Regions from separate parts of the Homo sapiens genome. Here region 1 is linked to region 2. Evidence: chromatin contacts called from ENCODE Hi-C data. All regions are on one chromosome and are shown on one strand. Each heading gives the region's core, a stretch centred on a gene start or an enhancer-like site at or near the end of the contact. The rest is flanking DNA. Distances are from core to core; before and after follow the strand shown. Region 1 overlaps C1orf21 (chromosome 1 open reading frame 21). Region 2 has its middle 110 kb from the start of TSEN15.

Region 1 (5,355 bases), core at 1,739-4,238, 340 kb before region 2:
GGGTGAGTGGGGAAAACGCATGCTCCATGATAGCTTAATGGTGGGCAGCACAGTAAATATGAACACACTAACTTCCACAACCTGGGAAGCTTGAACAAGCCTATTTTGGCAACACATTCTGCTCAGTTTGTTTGTAAAAGATGGTAGCTGTTCTGAATATTTATCTTTTGAGGAGAGGGTATGAGGATTCATTCATGAAGGTTTCAGAGCGGTTCGATTAAATTAAAATCAACCAAAGAAAGGTAGGCTCTGTACTGAGAGCCTGAGGACATAGAGCTGATGCAGAGGTGGTCCTCATGGACCCTCACCCTCCATCTATTTGTAACCTATTTAAACGTAGAGTAAGACACCTTGAATGTTCTTAAAGGTAATGTTATATGCTGCTTTCTCAAAAAAGATGTGCAATAGAAAAAAAGAACTGCAGTAATTTCTAGAACTTTTAATGATTTTTAAGTTAGACATTTTTAACCTATAGCAAAGTATGAAAGGCCTACATAATTCTGTATAAACAAGCCAAACGTAAACTGGGGTGGATAGCTCATACAGGGTGCAAAACAGCCACAGCACCTTAGCACATCTTCTCTACTGTCTTCTTTCAAGCGGAGAGCTGCTCTTCTGAGATGCTGCTTGTGTTTGAAGGCCTGAGTTAGGTAAAATTCCAGAATTCAATAATTTTCAAGTATAATGCATGACCTGGACATGGTCCAATATTCCTCTTATTTGGTTTGCAACTGAAGCAGCACATACAAGGTGCAAAGAGATCTTTTCACCTGATCAAGCCAGTGGGTGAATGTGACTCTCCACCGCTCCCACTGGATCTGAGAGAGGTGTGCCCGAAATCCGGGGGTCTTGGCAGCACATAAACAATGAAATATTTGCCAAAGCAGTAGGGCAAGAATTGCAGGTTTACTGTCTTTTATACTCTCACTATGTCAGTTTCCAGAAACAGCTGATATCACCACTTGAGGCAACTGTTCCCTACAGAGCAAGCCACATTACCCACTGTAAGGTCTGGGTTTTAGGCCTTGAACTCCTTCCTGCACTAAGACTTCAGTCTCCTTTTAACTGAGGAGAGCCCAGAAATTATCTGTTTGTGTCTCCTTCAGGATGCTCTATGGGTAGACCTGGCCTTGGCTTACCAAACCCCATGCAAATAACCTGTTACCTGCCCCCTTTTCTACCCCTTCCAGTGGGCCACTCCTTTAACATCTCATCTTCCAGGATTCACCTTCTGCCAACTTCTCTTCACCACACAATCTGCAGAAGCAAAGAAACCCTCCAAAAACCAACTTTCTACAAAAAAGTGAGTGTACCTAACAGAAAGCTTACATACTCACCATATCTTTTTTTTTTTTTTTTTTTTTTTGAGACAGAGTCTCACTCTGTCACCCAGGCTGGAGTGCAGTGGCACGATCTTGGCTCACTGCAACCTCTGCCTCCCGGGTTCAAGCAATTCTCTGCCTCAGTCTCCCGAGTAGCTGAGATTACGTCACCTGCCACCATGCCAGGCTAATTTTTGTATTTTTAGTAGAGATGGGGTTTCACCATCTTGGCCAGGCTGGTCTTGAACTCCTGACCTCACGATCCACCCGCCTTGGCCTCCCAAAGTGCTGGAATTACACGCATGAGCCACCACACCTGGCCCACCATATCTTGTAATAAACAAAAACAGTGTCTTTTACAGAGAATATTGATGCTATTTGATGGTGATGCTGGTAGTGGGGGGAGGGAGGGAAGATGAGTAAGTATATTGACGTTAATTTTTTCTTTAAAAGGTAACAATGCAAAGCAGAAAGGAGATTCAGAATGGGAAATTATCTGGGGGCTTGGTTTGACCTCCACAGAGATCTATGCTTCATTTGCGTATTTGTTCTGTCTTCTCATAGAGCACTGCTCCTATTCTGGGAAGACATAAAAAGAAAGATAAACTGAACTGGGATGGTGGGTACAAGTGAAGAGGATGGGAACAGGGATCAAAGCTCAGAGCAGCTCTTGGAGATCAGAAACTGGAGCTCAGAGTTCCATGAGGAACAAAAGAGTGTAGGGATGAGAGTCTATGTTGCGGGGGGAAGGCAAGAGCCAGGTGAAAGGGAGGTGGCTGTTACAGGAAGGGAGGCGAGAGTAGAAACTTGCCTCTTCGGGCACCCTGGCCCTTAAGAAACTTGCTAAAAATGAACAAGCAAGCCATGTCTGAAACCCCTTCACTCTCAGGTTGAATGAAATGAGATGTCACTGTGTGACGATGACATGCTGTGCAGATGAACTGCAGTCCCAGGAGGTTCTAGGGCTGCAGCACTTCTCCTCACTTGGGCCATGCCCTGTGCCTGGGTACAGCTGAGCCCTGGAAACTGAAGTAGGAATTTAACTGTTAATGATGTTCTTTTTATCCCAGCTAGCATCAAACAAATTTGCCTCAAGAAGGTAAAAAAAAAAAAAAAGCAAAAGCAAAAAACATTAATGTAGAATTTTGACCCTATTAATCCTTACAGCCCCATCTTAAAAATCTTTGCTTTCACAATTTTCAAATTTCATTTTTCATTCCATGTTGCTAAGCCTCAGACCATGGTCATTGCTCTAAAACATAAAAACTCTGCCTCCTGCAAGCCACCACTAAAGAGGAGCTTGTATTGGTACAAAATTCTACCTCCCACTGCTGCCCTTAACAGAGAAAACCACAGATACAATATGCTCTAATGAAGCTCATATTTAATCATTCCCCAATATCCCAAGCCCGCCCATATCTCATTATCTCCATTCATACCTCCCTAATCCAGACCACCAACATCTCTTGCTAGGACTACTGAGCAAGACTCTAACTGGTCAACTGCTTCACTCTCTTCCTATAGTCTATTCCCTACGTAGCAGTCAGACCTCATCACTCCCCTGCACTCAAAACCCTCTCCTGACTTCTATTACCTTTAGAACAGAAGCCAGTGTACAGAGCAGTACAGTCCGGCCCTGGACTGCCTCTGTGAGTTTGTCACCCATCACCCTACTGGCACAAGGGCATCAGGCTTCTTCCTGGAATCCACTAGCCAGCTCCCTCTCAGAAATTTGGCTTTGTTGTTTCTCTGCCTGAAACATTCTGTTCCCAGGTATTCTCATGGTTTGCTCAAAGGTCAGTTCCTCAGATAGACCTTCTCTGACAGATGACTCTGAAACAGCCATCCTGTCAACTCTCCATCCCCTTTTGTATTCTCATGACACTTTTCCCTGACAGTACATGTTTGTCTCTCTTTTTATTACCTTTATTACCTGCTAGAATGTGAGCCAAATGAGGGCAATCATTATCATATTACATGTTATATCTCTTAGTAAAATCCAGTTTATAGTATTTGCTCAACCAATAGTTCTTAAATGAATAACTTTAATTTTCAGAGTTCCATCAGAGTTAAAAGCACATTGTCTTTCATTTTAACATGCTGGCCATTTAACAATTGCATCATGGGAAACAAGGCAAGAAACAAAGGAGGAAAGCTGCACTCCAAACTCAAGATCTTATAAACACTTTCAGATAAAAAGACATCTCTTGAGTGACAGAAGGCAATGAAGACTAAAAGGTTAATGAAAAAATATTGTGTTAAACAGCTAACACAATAAATGCAAAAATACTTGGTGCCACATTAAAAATAAAATCCTATTTCATACATAATTTGACAATTTCTTCTTTGGTTATAGATCAAAATCAACAGTGACATTTATACAGTGAGGCATGCATATCTATAGCTGGAAGGGAATTTAAATGTAATTTAGCTTGTCTTGAATGTGGTTTTCAAATGAAAATCAAACGTAGTCTAAATAAAGATTTGTACTCGTGTGACTGTTTTGCAATTTGAAGGAATTAATTAGCTTCAAAGATGTGCTATTTAACATCATGATTTTTCACTTCACCCTTACTCTTTTACCTTCAATGCTTATAGCCATGTACATAAACTTTTAAAATTATTTTTAGATAAAATGTAAATGTACATTTATATTATAGCTTCCAGCACAGATTATTACTATGAAGAAAGCTGACTATAAACATTGTATTCCTCACGGCCTGTGTCCTCTCCAGCAGGCATCTTCCCCAGCTATGGCTGTTCCAACCAAGAAACTTTAATTATGTAACCTTTAAAAAACTGTCAAAGACCATTTTTATTCATAGTTTAAACATGTGTTGTGAGTTACATTTTAGAGAATTTTATATATACTTAATATTATAGCCACAGAAATATAATCCTTTAGAATCTGACTTTCTGTAAATTTTTACTTCTTCTTGCCCTATTATAGTCTGGCTGGACCAACAGAGTACAGCTATATAAGTTAATAAACAAAACCACACTCTCAGAGTGATCAGATCATAGTACAGTAGCTCTTGAGAAAATCAGCAACCTGGGAAATTAAATGTTCTCCTTTTGGCCTAGATTTTGTTTATAACTGTCTTCTATTAGATATTTCATTATCCTTTTCAAACAACAGGACCAATCTACCCTACCCTGACTTCTACCACAAACCTTTAAACAGAAAGCCAACAAATGGAATCCTTCACTGACTAGCAGCAGCTGCACAGCACCAATTTAAGCATCAGTGGATGAAAGATAAATTTACAAACCAGCCAGCCAAGGTGGAAGCAGAGATACAACTCCACACACTTCAAGCTTTCTCACCTTCAGGCTCATGGTAATGTTCTGAAGCTACAGAAGATATTGGTGATACTTCTTTCTAATTTTTCATTGAAAAAGTAAATATCACAATGCAATTAACAATTTGGTCAACTCTGGACCATAAAGCTTTTAATAGCTGAACACTACCACCACCACCATTTTTTTCTGAGAGCAATCAACAAAGCAATAATCATATATAATCTTGCCAATGGCTCCACTGCAGGAAAGAAACTGACACCACACAGTTGAGTGAATTGTCCATAGTGTGGGGAGCAGGTAAATAGAACCTTTGAACATTAGCACTCAACACTCCCATAGCAATCACACAGTTCCACCCACTCACTCCCAAGACGCAGAAACCAGAGCCCACAGAGGTCACCCTGTAGCATGGTTACTCTGTGGCAGAATCCAAATGTAACCAGGTTCTGCAGGCAAGTCAATGGCTTCTCTATAAACTGGGCTCACTGGGCTTTACAGCCACTTGTTTTTGTTTATGTGCTTGTTCTAATAAAACCTTACACAGCACATAGCTCACTGTGATCTCTAAGAGGAGTTATTTCTGTGAAGGTTTGCTTACAGTAGAAAATTTGAGAAAAACTGAGAAATTGAGATTAAAGTTACAAAGAATGAAGATGGCTCCGTTTCAAATTAGTCATTGTCAAACTCTGCATCATGCTTCTGATTCCTTCTCTTCCTAAGAGACTTTACG
Region 2 (5,530 bases), core at 470-2,969:
TCTCTGACTCTCTTTTGCTACTGGAGGATATGAGAAACAGAGATATGGAAGCAGACCTAAATCAACCCAGTCATCTTGTCAAAACTCTCAGATATGTAAGAGAGCTCAGATAAGATCAGCAAAGCTGTGCTGGCTTGCAGCTGACTGTGAAAGCATGAGTAAGCCCCACCAAGATCAGCTCAGATCAGCAAAACCATCTAGCTGATCTTGAGACTGAGGGGAAAACCTAAATGCTTATTACTGTATACCACTGAAATTTTGAGTTTGCTTGTTACTCAGCATTATTGCGAAATTGATGACTGATGCGTTACTTTGCCCATTATTCTCCAGCCTTCTGGAAAATGCCAGTCACCTCTCTACCTCAGAGTCTTTGCACTGGCTGTTCCCTCTGACTAGAATACTTCCTCTCAGTCTTCCTACCTCCAATAGCTGCATGCCTTGATCCCTAACCAACTTCAAATCTTTTCTCAAATGTCATCATCTTAGTGAGATCTTGTCAGGACATAACATATAATGCAACCTTCTTTGAACACTTAATATTCCCCCTTGTCAACTTTCAACTTTCTTTTCAGCATTTATTGCTGTCACATATATATATATTTTTTTCCTTGTTTGTTGTCTAACTCCCTTGTAAACTCCTTGGGAGCAGAGATTTTTTGACTATTTTATTCAAGATTATATTCCTATGCCCAAAATGGTATCTGGCACATAAAAGACACACAGTACGTATTTGTTGAATAAATATGTGAATGAATGTGAATTCTCCACAGAATAGTAGAAGTGATGAGAAAATGTTTTCCTCAATTTTAAAAAAATTGGTAAAAGCAAAAATAAAACATTATATCTGCTTGATCTATATAACTTCTCTCCGTCTCCACCACCATGATCCTAGTCATAGCTGCCATGAGCTCCTGTCTGCATGGTTGCAATTACCTCCTAACTAGTATTCCTGCCATCAGTCCTTGCTCCCTACAATTTCTTTTTCTCCATTGCAACCTGGATGATTTTCTGAAAGGGCAAACCGGAGAGACCAAAATCCTTAGCATGGCCCCACAGTCTCTTCTCCTCACTCTCTTTGCTCGTTCTCCAGTCTTCAGGTTTCCTGAAATAGTCATGCCTCTTCCTGCCTCAGGGCCTTTTCACAAGCCATCCCCTCTTCCTGGGAGATGTACTCTTAATCATCCCTCGGCCTAGTCAACTCCTACTCATCCTTCCATTCTTATGCAGAAAAGTTTCCCCTGAATCCACAGGCTCAAGTTTCTCTGAGAGTCTGTGCTTTCTGTTTAAGGCACACAATGCAGTTGATAATTCTGGGTTTGTGCAATTACTTGTTTGATGTCTCCTTTTTCCAATATACTGCAAGCTCAGTGAAGACCTAAAGCTATTCAACAGATCATCTGGCTAAGTTTGGCCTGAAGTTCATATAAGCCCTTTGAAATTGAGAGATTTGTAGTGTCAAACAGGAAACAACTATGAAGAAAGGGCTTTTGCATAACGAGTTGCATCTTCCAGGAAAGACTCAGCCCCGACGATATTTTTATTCCTTTCTGAAGCCACAAAGGTCTATAAACCTCTCCTCCCCCATGATCATCACCAGCCCATTAGCAGGAGAAGACAGTCGGACAGAGTATTGACAATCTAAAGGGGTTGTGTTGGAGAACAGCACCTCTTGTCATTCTTGCACTGTCATGATTTATGCAACCAAGTATTGCATTAGACAACAGCAATTAGGAACAGAAATGGACCCAGCAAGAGCCACAGAAACAATGTTGATTAACTCTGAATAGTGTATTAGTCTTCTATTGCTTCAAACAAATTACCACCTACAGTGAATTAAAACAAGACATTTATTACCTTCCAGTTCCGTGGATCAGGAGTCTGAGCACAGGTTAGCTGACTCCTCCGCTCAGGGTCTCACAAGGCTGCAATCAAGATATCAGCTATGCTGTAGTTCTTATCTGAGACTGGAGGTCCTCTACCAAGCTCATTCAGGTTATTGGCAAAATTCAATTATTTGGGGTTGTAGGAATGAGTTCCCCTTTGCCTGCTAGCTGCCTGCTGGGGACTATGCTCGGCTCACAGAGACCACTGACATTCCATGCCACGTAGTCCCCATAGGCTGCCATGGCAGGGATGTTTGATTTTCTCCAGGCTAGTGAGAGTGCACCTCTCTGACTTCTTCCCAGCACCAAGTGAAGAAAGCTCTCTGCTTTTAAAAGACTCACCTGAGGCTGGACGCAGTGGCTTACGCCGTAATCCCAGCACTTTGGGAGGCTGAGGCAGGTGGATCATCTGAGGTCAGGAGTTCCAGACCAGCCTGACCAACATGGTGAAACCTCATCTCTACAAAGAATACAAAAATTAGCCGGGCATGGTGGCAGGTGCCTGTAATCCCAGCTACTCAGGAGGCTGAGGCAGGAGAATCACTTGAACCCGAGAGGCAGAGGTTGCAGACCACTGTACTCCAGCCTGGGAAACAGAGTGAGATTCCGTCTCAAAAAAAAAAAAAAAAAAAGAAGAAGAAGAAAGACTCACCTGAAAGGTCAAGTCAACCCAAGATAATTTTCCTCACAAGAGTAATATGTCATTATATTCACAGGTTCCATTCACACTGAATAGAACTATACAGGGCATGTGCATCACGAGTAGGAATATAGGGGCTGTTTTAGAATTCTGTCTACCACAGGGCAGCTGATAATAATAGCAAACTATTGAGTGCTTATTTATTGCCAGCACTGTGTTAAGTGTTTTTTAGCATTTAATCTTTAAAATAATACAACATTGTTTCTATCTTGTGTTTCTGTTTTGTTTCTATTTCTATTACTTTATTTTACAGATGGAGAAACTAAGGCTTAGAGGTTAGGTGACTTTGCCCCATTTCACTCAATCGGTAAGAAGCATAACCTAGATTTTGAACTCTTTCTGACTCCAGAACCCATTCTTATCCACTTTGCCTCATCAAAGCTCGTTCTCCTGTAGCCAGGGGAATGAAGATTATCACTGTTTTATGGATGTAAACAGTGGTTTGGGAAGATTAAATAACATACTCAAGACCACCCAGTTAGTAAGTAATAGAGCAGCCTACAATCTAATCTTCTTCTCAGTCCCACACTGGGGCATCCCATGTAATTGAGGGATACTCCCAAATTGCTTGTCAACTAGAAGAAAATGTAATAAGAAACCCTTCCCCAGAGACAGAGGAAACCAATGTGTTTTCTGGCTCCAAGGCTTGGTAGAATTATATAATACACATTATCAGTTCTATTTATTTTACCTGTAGTGAGTGAGAAGCAGCAGTGTTTTATTCCCATGCTGAGGAAAATAATCTGAACTATGGGCACCTGACAATCACTCCCTTTGAAGTTTCATAATAGTTAGCACCAGGAGCATGTCCTCTCCTATGGTGATAAAAGGTTAGTTAGTGATTATTCACTTCCCCCTCTCTGTGCCTTTACACCTTTAAATGAAAGGTGTCCTGGAGTCAAAGCAAATAATTATTCACGGATGAGGATATGTTTCCTTGGAACTAACATTGTTTTTTTTTTCATTACTTCTTGCATGGAGACAAAACAGCTTTGACCCAGAGCTGTTAACTAATACAAATTATCCATTGCAAACGTCATCACATCACACTACCCCCACCTGTGCTTTGGCAACCAGGGGCCAATTTTCCCCTGAGAGTTGTGTCCACCTTGTTTCCCCTGTTCTTTCCCATGGCTACAAATGCAAACAGTAAACTTGGTCCACAGACAGACATTAAAAGGGCATATTGTAGTTGTCTCCAATACCTGATGTATAATCTCCCCTGTCCTGCAATTGTCTTTCACGCAAGAAACAGAAAACAGTCATCAGAAAAGTTTTACTTCATTAAAGTGCCCTGCCTGGTCATGATTTGGGTTATAACTGAATTCCTCTGTTAACAGCCACAGCTTCTGTTGGGCAGCTCCTGTCCCAGGGTTGTAGCTAGCCCCAGGCACCAGGAGGAACATTCCTTTCTCCTGCCCCCTCAGATGAGGGCTGGCGATAGCCGCCCACTGACACTAGCCCCTGGGAACTTCATGATCCCTAGATGGTTGCCTTAGCCCTGCCCATACCTGAGTAAATAGCTCTTTTATAAAAATATTCTTAAACCAGAAACTCTGGCTGAAAATTGCTCTAAACTGAAACCACCTTTGGAAAAATTCTAACAGTGAGAAATTGATGACATTGAAAGGGACCTAACCAACTCCATCTTGCCTTTAACCTTCAAGCTGCCCTTGTTCATTCCTGGGCATAGGCAAAACTAACTTTGGGAGGCATTTAGTTTATAGTTTAGAACTATTAAAACTAAAAAGATGACAACAGCCCTTTCCCAAAACAAACCTCCTTCTTGCCTGGGGACAAGACAGCCTTTGTGGGACTAACAAATTAATCACAAGATTAGAAATTATGGTTTAGAAGCCATGCAGCCAGAGGCCACAAGATTCCTAACCTCCCCAGTTGCTCTCCTATAGATAATGTTGTATCCTATAGATAATATTGTAGAACCTAAGATTGGTGCTTGAGATATTTTTCAGACCCTGAATTCTGATGGATAAGCTGGCACCACCCAGACTGGTAAACTGGCAGATCTGGTCCTGTGGCCTCTACCCAGGAATTGACTCAGTGCAAGAAGACAGCTTCAACTCCCTATAATTTCATCCTCAACCCAACCAACCAGCATTCCCCATTCCCTAGCCCCTTGTTCACCAAAATATCTTTAAAAACCTCTAGCCTCTGAATTTTTGGGCTGGCTGATTTGAGTAATAATAAAACTGCAGTCTTCCATTTAGCAAGCTTGAAGTGTATTTAACTCTTTTTCTATTGCAATTCCCCTATCTTGATAAATTGGCTCTATCTGGGCACCATGAAAAATGAACCCAGTGGGTGGTTACAAATGCCTTATTAAAAGTATTGACTTCAGCAACAAGTATAAACTGGTATTAAAGCATTAGCACATTGTTGAGGGGGAACTGAACATTTGTGCATTGCCCAGATAACACCACACAGATTACCTTGTAGTCACAGGAGGGAAAACATAATGTTTCTTGGAAGAAGAAAATTGTTGTTTGCCTTAATTCACTGGTCACTACTAGAATCTCTAACAGTGGGCGAACCAGAAAATATATATATCATGACAAAATACAATAAGAAGTACATATCTCCTATGATATAATCTAGCTAACAAGGTTTAAATTGAATCCACCATGCTTTTGCCTTTTACTTTCTCTTTTGTTTTGTTGTTTAAGAGATGAGGTCTCACTATATTGACCAGGCTGGTCTCGATCTCCTGGGCTCAAGTGATCCTCCTGCCTCAGCTCCCTAAAGTGCTGGGATTACAGGCAAGAGCCACCACGCCTGGCCACATTTGACTTTCAGTTTATAAGAAATAAGAAGGTCAGAGAAACAAGCTAAATGAACCCACAAGAAAGCAGCTTGTCAAATCCAGAAAATGGGTTGTTCCTTAGGCTAAATGGCCAAATTCATTTAACAAGCCTAATGTCATGTTTAT

What was found. A loop is a pair of places that touch in the nucleus more often than their neighbours do. Pooled maps may share reads with other maps.
Region 1: a loop to region 2 is called in a pooled map, with 9 times the contacts of the local background. The contact joins two enhancer-like sites. A Hi-C loop is called at or near these places in 2 of 37 single-sample maps with no recorded cell type and 9 of 50 pooled maps.

The regions. Positions count from the first base shown.
Region 1 is chr1:184,491,929-184,497,283 of GRCh38, reverse strand. All of the region lies in intron 2 of C1orf21 (chromosome 1 open reading frame 21), which reads right to left. Among named protein-coding and RNA genes, the nearest start is that of C1orf21, 110 kb to the right of the region's middle. RefSeq lists an enhancer at 1,866-1,935. Within about 2 kb of position 2,988, at least 6 of the 41 ENCODE cell types and tissues checked have a DNase peak (open chromatin) inside an H3K27ac peak, as active enhancers do.
Region 2 is chr1:184,155,125-184,160,654 of GRCh38, reverse strand. No RefSeq gene overlaps it. Among named protein-coding and RNA genes, the nearest start is that of TSEN15, 110 kb to the right of the region's middle. RefSeq lists an enhancer at 3,118-3,773. Within about 2 kb of position 1,719, at least 3 of the 41 ENCODE cell types and tissues checked have a DNase peak (open chromatin) inside an H3K27ac peak, as active enhancers do.